2 separate regions of the Homo sapiens genome follow, and region 1 is linked to region 2. Evidence: chromatin contacts called from ENCODE Hi-C data. All regions are on one chromosome and are shown on one strand. Each heading gives the region's core, a stretch centred on a gene start or an enhancer-like site at or near the end of the contact. The rest is flanking DNA. Distances are from core to core; before and after follow the strand shown.

Region 1 (3,656 bases), core at 776-3,275, 580 kb before region 2:
TTAAATCAGTGAAAAAAAAAAAAAGACAAAATAGCCTGATAGCAAAAATGGACGAAGGTCAAGAGCAGGCGGTTTACAAAGGAAGAAATGCAAATGCTCAATAAAATTGGGACTTTAGAAAAAAAAAAGACTTTCAGCCTCAGTTAGTACTCAGTCATGCAAGACAAAACAATTCCATGTTGGTTTTTTCCACTATCAGATTGACAGAAATGGCTGTGAGGAAACACTAGCAGGAGCATAGATTTTTGAAACCTTTCCAAAGCATGTATAGTGGTCCTTTGACCCAGCCATCTAACTTCTAGGAATTTATCCTAAGAAAATAGAGAAGTGGGGGAACAAAAGAGTTGTTAATAATGCCGAATAACTTGCTGGGTGTGGTGGCACACGCCTGTAATCCCAGCACTTTGGGAGGCCAAGTCAAGAGGATCGCTTGAGCCCAGGAGTTTGAGACCAGCTTAGACAACATAGGGAGACTCTGTCTCCACAAAAAAAAGATTTCTTTAAAGTTAGCCAGGTTTGGTGATGCATGCTTGTAGTCCCAGCTACTCAGGAGTCTGAGGTGGGAGGATTGCTTAAGCACAGGAGGTAGAGGCTGCATTGAGCCCCACCACTGCCTTCCAGCCTGGGCAAGAGAGCAAGACCCTGTCTCAAAAAAATAAAAAAAAAAGATAAGGCTGAAAAATTTAAAGCAATTTTTCATCATTAAGTTAAACAAATTTTAATACACTGGTACAGTACAATGGCACACAGAATGATACCGTGGGACTCTGAAAAGGATGATGTTACGTCTGTAATGGTTGACACTGAATGTTCTTCATATTTATTAACCAAAGGGAACAGGGTGCAAAGTAGCATGTTCAGTGTGATCTCATTTTTGTAAAACAATTTGCATGCATGTGCATGCTTAAGTGTGCAAGCAAGCCTTGTAGAGGAAGAAATCTGGAAGGGCACACATTAAAACATTGACAATGGGCCGGGCGCTGTGGCTCACGCCTGTAATCCCAGCACTTTGGGAGGCCGAGGCAGGTGGATCACAAGGTCAGCAGTTCGAGACGAGCCTGTCCATTGTGGTGAAACCCCCTCTCTACTAAAAATACAAAAATTAGCTGGGCATGGTGGCACGCACCTGTAATCCCACCTACTCAGTGGGATTACACCGGGAGGCTGAGGCAGGAGAATTGCTTGAACCTGGGATGTGGAGGTTGTGGTGAGCCAAGATCATGCCACTGCACTCTAGCCTGGGCAACTGAGTAAGACTCCATTTAAAAAAAAAAAAATTGACAATGGATGACTCAAGAATAGTGGAACTGCTGGATGATTTTTATTTTTGTTCTTTTCATTTATATGCTTTCTAAATTTTTCTTTAGTGAATATATTACTTTTATGATTTTAACAAATTATTAAAAACAGGGCCAGGCGCAGTGGCTCACACCTGTAATCCTAGCACTTTGAGAGGCCGAGGTAGGCGGATCATCTGAGGTCAGGAGTTCGAGACCAGCCTGGCCAACATGGTGAAACCCTGTCTCTACTAAAAATACAAAAATTAGCAGGGCGTGGTGGTGTGTGCCTGTAGCCCCAGCTACTTGGGAGGCTGAGGCAGAAGAATCACTTGAACCCAGGAGGTGGAGGTTGCAGTGAGCCGAGATTGCACCACTGCACGCCTGGGCAACAGAGCGAGACTTTGTCTCAAAAAAAAAAAAAATTATTAAAAACATTGTCTAACACAAGGTGCATAATAAATACAAAATATAAGAATAAATGACCTTTGTAAACTAGGTTTCCCAGCCCCTAATAGGGCTGGGTAACAAATACCTGTTAAAGGATTATTGACTGAATCTGTAATTTGGAGAAACTGTAACCCTATTTGGAGGCTTCACATTCTTTATTCTTGACCAGAATTAATTTAACCAGATTTCAGGTTACCTCATTCTCAGGTAGATGCTGAAGGCTGAGCTGAGCAAAGTGATATTTATGTTACCTCCAAGCCACAAGCTCCATAAAGTTCATGTGAACTCAGGGTCTCTTTGTGAGTCATGGGGCTGCTTGCAATGCACGGATGATAACAGGAACCTCTAATTTTGGTTATTTGCTTTTAGAGACCAGAACCCAGATACAGTTTCCTGGGGCCTCACCTACTTTGTTAAGCAACTTAGCTATAAGTTTACAAAGCAGCTAAAAACAGGAGCAGGGGAGTGAGATGAGCTTGAGCGTGCCAGCCTAGCTCGTGGGAGGCCTGTCTCTGGCCCTGAGCTTTGTGGCCTGCCGTAGGAACTGGAGCTTCATTTTCAAAGCTCCATAAAACTCGCCTTCTCCCGGGCCTCCCTTTTCTGAGTTTCATGGCTCTCTGTGGAAATGACAGCCTGTGTAATCACAGAATGTGAATGATCAGAGCAGGGAACAGTGAGGAGCCATTAGGACATTCCCATGGGTGTAGCTCACAGTTACAAAGCACAACTACACCCTGGTTCTCCAGGCCTCCTCTTTCCTGGCACCGCAGACCAGATGGGGTCCTGGAGAGGCTCTGCGTGCCCTTCTGGAGCTTCCCATCACTCCTTTCTGCAGATGTTCATCTTAACAGCCCCTCTGTGCCACTCAGCCCAGTACCCGGCTGCCCGGCTGACTGGAGATGGCTCCACTGGAGCTTTTTGTGTGTGGGTTGAAAGGGACTTTTTTATTTTAATTTAAGTAGTCTCATTCCATCTGCCTACACACTCTTACGCTTCGTGAACTAAGCTTTCTGACCTGTGTAGGTTACTTCACCACACCAGCCCATATCTTTCCCACAAAAGGGTTTCAAGAGTACTTGACAAAATGAGATCAGTGCACCCACATGCCTGTGTAGTGGGTGCTCTGGAAGTACCGCCAACATTGACCTGCATAAGGGTCTACCCTTCACCAAGCACTTCGGATAAATTATCTTATTAATCCTCAGGGCAAAGAGGCCAAGTGTGTATTTTCAAAGCAGCCTTTTGTAGTGAGGAAACCAAGGCTTAAAGAGAAGTATCTTGCCCACGCTCACACCACTGATTAGGTGGGCCTCCAGAGACTCACACCTAGGCCTGACTACCACCAAAGCCTGTGCGCATCTATGAGGCCACCCTGGCCTTCTGCCCTCCTTAGCTTTCCATGGATGGAAACTGTCGGCCAGTGTGTGATATTCTTCTGGCTCTGTGTTACAGCCCTCTGTATTGATTTCTTACAGAGTTGGGATTTTGGGGGAATTCTAAAAGGTTCAACAAATTCTTAGATTTCTCTTAGTCATTTTCTTAAAGCATTTTATAATCTTGTACTTGGAGTGTGTCAGCACTAAATTATGTTTTGTTTAAATGTACTGAATTTGAGGACATTTCTCAGTTTAATCATGTCACGGAATTGGAATTGGTTAGTACAAGCTGCAATATCTGTAGCAATCTGCCCATTTCTCCCTCGCACAAGGCTGAGTGAGGACAGAGCTTAGTGTCAAGATGTTGGTAAATAATACCACTATGTAGGAATGTAGTCTGGTGAGATGCTGTTTTTCCCAGCAGGTTTAACTGACTGAATACTTAAGGTGCCCAGATTGAAATGCAAAGCTCCAGTTATCCCATATGGAGACTACACTAGAAAGCCCCAGCAGCTTTATTTATTTACATTTATTTATTTATCTATCTATTTAT
Region 2 (3,690 bases), core at 870-3,369:
TCTCGGCTCACTGCAAGCTCCGCCTCCTGGGTTCAGGCCATTCTCCTGCCTCAGCCTCCCGAGTAACTGGGATTACAGGTGCCCACACCATGCCCGGCTAACTTTTGTATTTTTAGTAGAGACAGGGTTTCACCACATTGGCCAGACTGGTCTCGAACTCCTGACCTCAGGTGATCTGCCTGCCTCGGCTTCCCAAAGGGCTGGTATCACAGGCTTGAGCCACCACACCTGGCTTCCCTATGTTTTTCTATATCCTGATCGCTTCCTTGTACAACAAGGATTTTGCAATGCCATATTCTATAGAGAAAACAAACTTCAATCAAATTTCTTTGATATGGTAGCAGGAAGAGTTCAGGGCATGGCTGTGTCAAGTTTTCTCATGTGGGACCTGACCTTACATGCTCCTTGGATGGGCCACACTGGTGACCACGCGAGGCTTTGATGCTCTCATCACAGGGACCTGTTCTGAGTTTTATGTTGTCTTTGTTGGTTTCAACATTTTATGCCAAATCAGCAAGAAATTTAAATCTTTTTTCATCATGATCATTGTATTCATTCTCCTTCATTCATTGGTGAGCCTGTTCCTGGAAGCCATCTGTACCCTCGGACAGCCAGCAACGACTGAGCTACACATGGATAGAACCATGAACCACAAGAAATACCCCTGAATTCTGAACTATTTCCATATCAACTTCTCCCAAAATACCCACAGCCAGTCCAACACCATCCAACTGGATGGGAGCAGGGAAGGCGGGGAATCAGAGTGGAAAGAGACTTAGCTGAGTTATTTTTATTATTTTTAAAAGCCTTATTCATAGACATATGTGTATATTTAGAGACAGAGTCTATCACTACGTTGCCCAGGTTTGATTCTTTTTTTAGAGACAGGTCTGGAGTACAGTGGTGCAATCTTTGCTCATCACAGCCTTGAACTCCAGGGCTCAAGCCATCCTCCCACCTCAGCCTCCTGAGTAGCTGGGACTACAAGCATGTGCTGTGCCACCAAGCTGGCTTGGTGTGACTAACTGATGTCTCACCTTTGCAAACTTTACAGAAACATATGACATAGGAACACATTGCAATTACATATTGCAATTCAGCAGAAAAAAAAAAAAGAAAGACTTTCTTTTTACTGAATGGCACTGACTTACCAGGTACATACAAGCAAGTGGAGTCTGGGGACCACTTTTTGGCTGTTCTAGAGAAAGTGCCCCAAAGAGGATTCAGCAGCCAGACTCCTGTTAGTTTTCTCATCTCACTCAGAAGGCTCAGCCTCTGAAACAACCATTCCAGGACTTGGAGGCAGGGGATCTGGGTTAAAGGCCCAGCTCTGCCGTTTCCTAACTGTGGGGCCTTGGCAAGTGCAGGTCCTGTGAGCTTCACCAGCCTCATTAGCAAGAATAGTTCATGTTCCCCTGCCACGGAAGTGCCCTGTGAACTAGAAGAGAGCATGGGCAAGTATGGGGTTAGTCTCGCTAACAGATCAGCCAGCTTCTGTCTGGGCAATTCTGTCATTTAGGGTTTTGCTGGGGTGGCCCCGGGAGTCGTTTGGGAGTTCACCTATCTCCCCAGGCATGGAGAAGGGGTGGTGTTTCTGAATCAGGATTCTGAGCTGAACTGCAAACCTGACTGTGCTCCAAGTTTCTTGGACCAGCAAGCCCAGCTCCCAGAGTCCCGCTGCCCTGGCCTGAACCCGCCGCTCCACACCCCGGGCTCTCGGCAGCCGGGCGGCTCGTGGGAGGAGGCGCCATGAGCCTTCTTGCATTTCCTGCTTCAGACTTGATGGATTACAGAGGACTCCTGCTCCAGCTGTGGGGAACTCCAGCCCGCACTTTGCCTCCAGCCCGATGGTGCAAGATCCAGCTTCTCTTCAGCCTGGCATCAAACGTCTTTTTGATCAGCTTTTCATCCATTTTCTGAAAATGTAGTGATTGAGAGATGTTCTGAATCTTGCAGAATTCTGTGTCGCACCCTGGCCACACATCAATGCAGGCCTGAACCTGACCCTGGGTGGACTCCCTGCTCTCTGCCAGCCCCTTTCTCACCCCTGGGTCCCCACGGCCCCTGGCTCTCTCCCCTCTGCTAGAATCTCGCTGAGGGATTGGTGGGGAGGGGGTGGTCACGCACTGGGTGGAGATCTGGTGCCCCCTGGAGGCCGGACAGGAAGGGCCAGGGCGGACAAGGTCTTTGAGAACTCGGTGGCATCCCGCTCCTGATGGCCTGGGTCCCACCGCCCCTCCCCCAGCCTTCCTGACAGCAGAGGAGATTGATGGGGCGCTGCTCGAATGTTCTTCATCAGCGTCTTCAGTAATAAGCTTCTCCATTGGGTAACCGATCCTAGTTTAGCAAAACCGTTTGTCAACCATTTCCTCCCTTGAGCTTGATAAGAACCCCGTGGGAGAGGAGAGAGGGGGGCCCCCCAGGATCTGAAAAGCTGTGCCTCAGCCAAGTTCATGAGTCACTGGCGAGGAGGCCTGTAGGTCAGCAAAGCCTAGGAGGTCAAGAGTGCCCACATGGGGACCTACGGGCCTCAGGGCCGCAGGTTGCTGGGTTGGACCCTGGCTTGGAGCTCAGGATAGAAACCCGGAAACCCCACAGGCAAAGAAGGATGCAGAACAGAACAGGGCAGAACCAAGGACCCAGTGAGGGTGGCTGGCGTCAGAGCAAATATCAGAGTTCACAAGGTGAAATAATCCAAAAATCTATACAGAAAAAGCTAATCATTTTCTCCAATCTCTCCCCCAAAGGTGTCTACTCCTGCAGGCTTACCTGTAACCTTTGTCACTCACTCTTCTGATTCTGCAAACATATAAACCACGGAGCCACAGCCAAGAGAATCTGGACTTGTTCGTTTTTCCTGAAATAGGATATCTTAAATAATCCGTGGCTCAGCACTGCGCCCTTTTTTTTCTTTTCTTTTCTTTTTTTTTTTTTTTTTGAGACGGAGTCTCGCTCTGTTGCCCAGGCTGGAGTGCAATGTCATGATCTTGGCTCACTGCAACCTCTGCCTCCTGGGTTCAAGCAACTCTCCTGCCTCAGCCTCCTGAGGAGCTGGGACTGCAGGTGCAAGACACCACGCCTGGCTAATTTTTGTTATTTTTAGTAGAGACAGTGTTTCACTATGTTGGCCAGGCTGGTCTCGAACTCCTGACCTCAAATGATCTGCCTGCCTCGGCCTCCCAAAGTGCTGGGATTACAGGCACAAGCCACAGCACCCAGCCTCACTGTGCCCTTTTCACTGGCAGGCATTTTATTGTCCCTACAGACCCAAGACGGGGTGGGGGAGACGTGCTTTGTGCTCACCTGGCTGGTTCATGGGCAGGTGGCCTGGAGGACCCAGCCCTGGCAGCTGTGGGGTAGCTCCAGCCTGGGCCGGACAGGTAAGCGGAATCAAGAGATGGGGCCAGTTGCGGCTACAGGGCCAGGAGGGGCTGCAGCTCCTGGTCAGGGTCTTCAGAAAAGCAGGGTTCTGCTGGCTGGCCTGCAGTGGAAAGAAGACAGAGGGACAGGGAACTGGGGGTAGGGACAACCCTGCTCAACTAAGTGACCTTGAGAGGACAGGAGTCCCCACAGGAAAATCAGGAGACTGTTCCTCTGGCTGGGGTGGGCTGTGGGGAGGATGCTGGGCCAGCAGAGCCTGACAGAGCCACCCCAGTCATAAAAGGATATGTTTTTGTCAAGACTTTTCTA

Evidence for each region. Hi-C counts contacts between places; a loop is a spot of excess contacts on that map. Pooled maps may share reads with other maps.
Region 1: a loop to region 2 is called in a map with no recorded cell type, with 6 times the contacts of the local background. The contact joins two enhancer-like sites. A Hi-C loop is called at or near these places in 2 of 37 single-sample maps with no recorded cell type and 5 of 50 pooled maps.

The regions. Positions count from the first base shown.
Region 1 is chr22:41,860,231-41,863,886 of GRCh38, forward strand. All of the region lies in intron 1 of SREBF2 (sterol regulatory element binding transcription factor 2), which reads left to right. Among named protein-coding and RNA genes, the nearest start is that of SREBF2-AS1, 27 kb to the left of the region's middle. RefSeq lists an enhancer at 2,421-2,921. Within about 2 kb of position 2,026, at least 11 of the 41 ENCODE cell types and tissues checked have a DNase peak (open chromatin) inside an H3K27ac peak, as active enhancers do.
Region 2 is chr22:42,442,437-42,446,126 of GRCh38, forward strand. It overlaps LOC101927344 (a long non-coding RNA gene), which reads left to right. Exons shown (of 6, transcript NR_188414.1): 3 at 3,266-3,380. Among named protein-coding and RNA genes, the nearest start is that of NFAM1, 12 kb to the left of the region's middle. RefSeq lists enhancers at 1,744-1,923, 1,931-2,697. Within about 2 kb of position 2,120, at least 35 of the 41 ENCODE cell types and tissues checked have a DNase peak (open chromatin) inside an H3K27ac peak, as active enhancers do.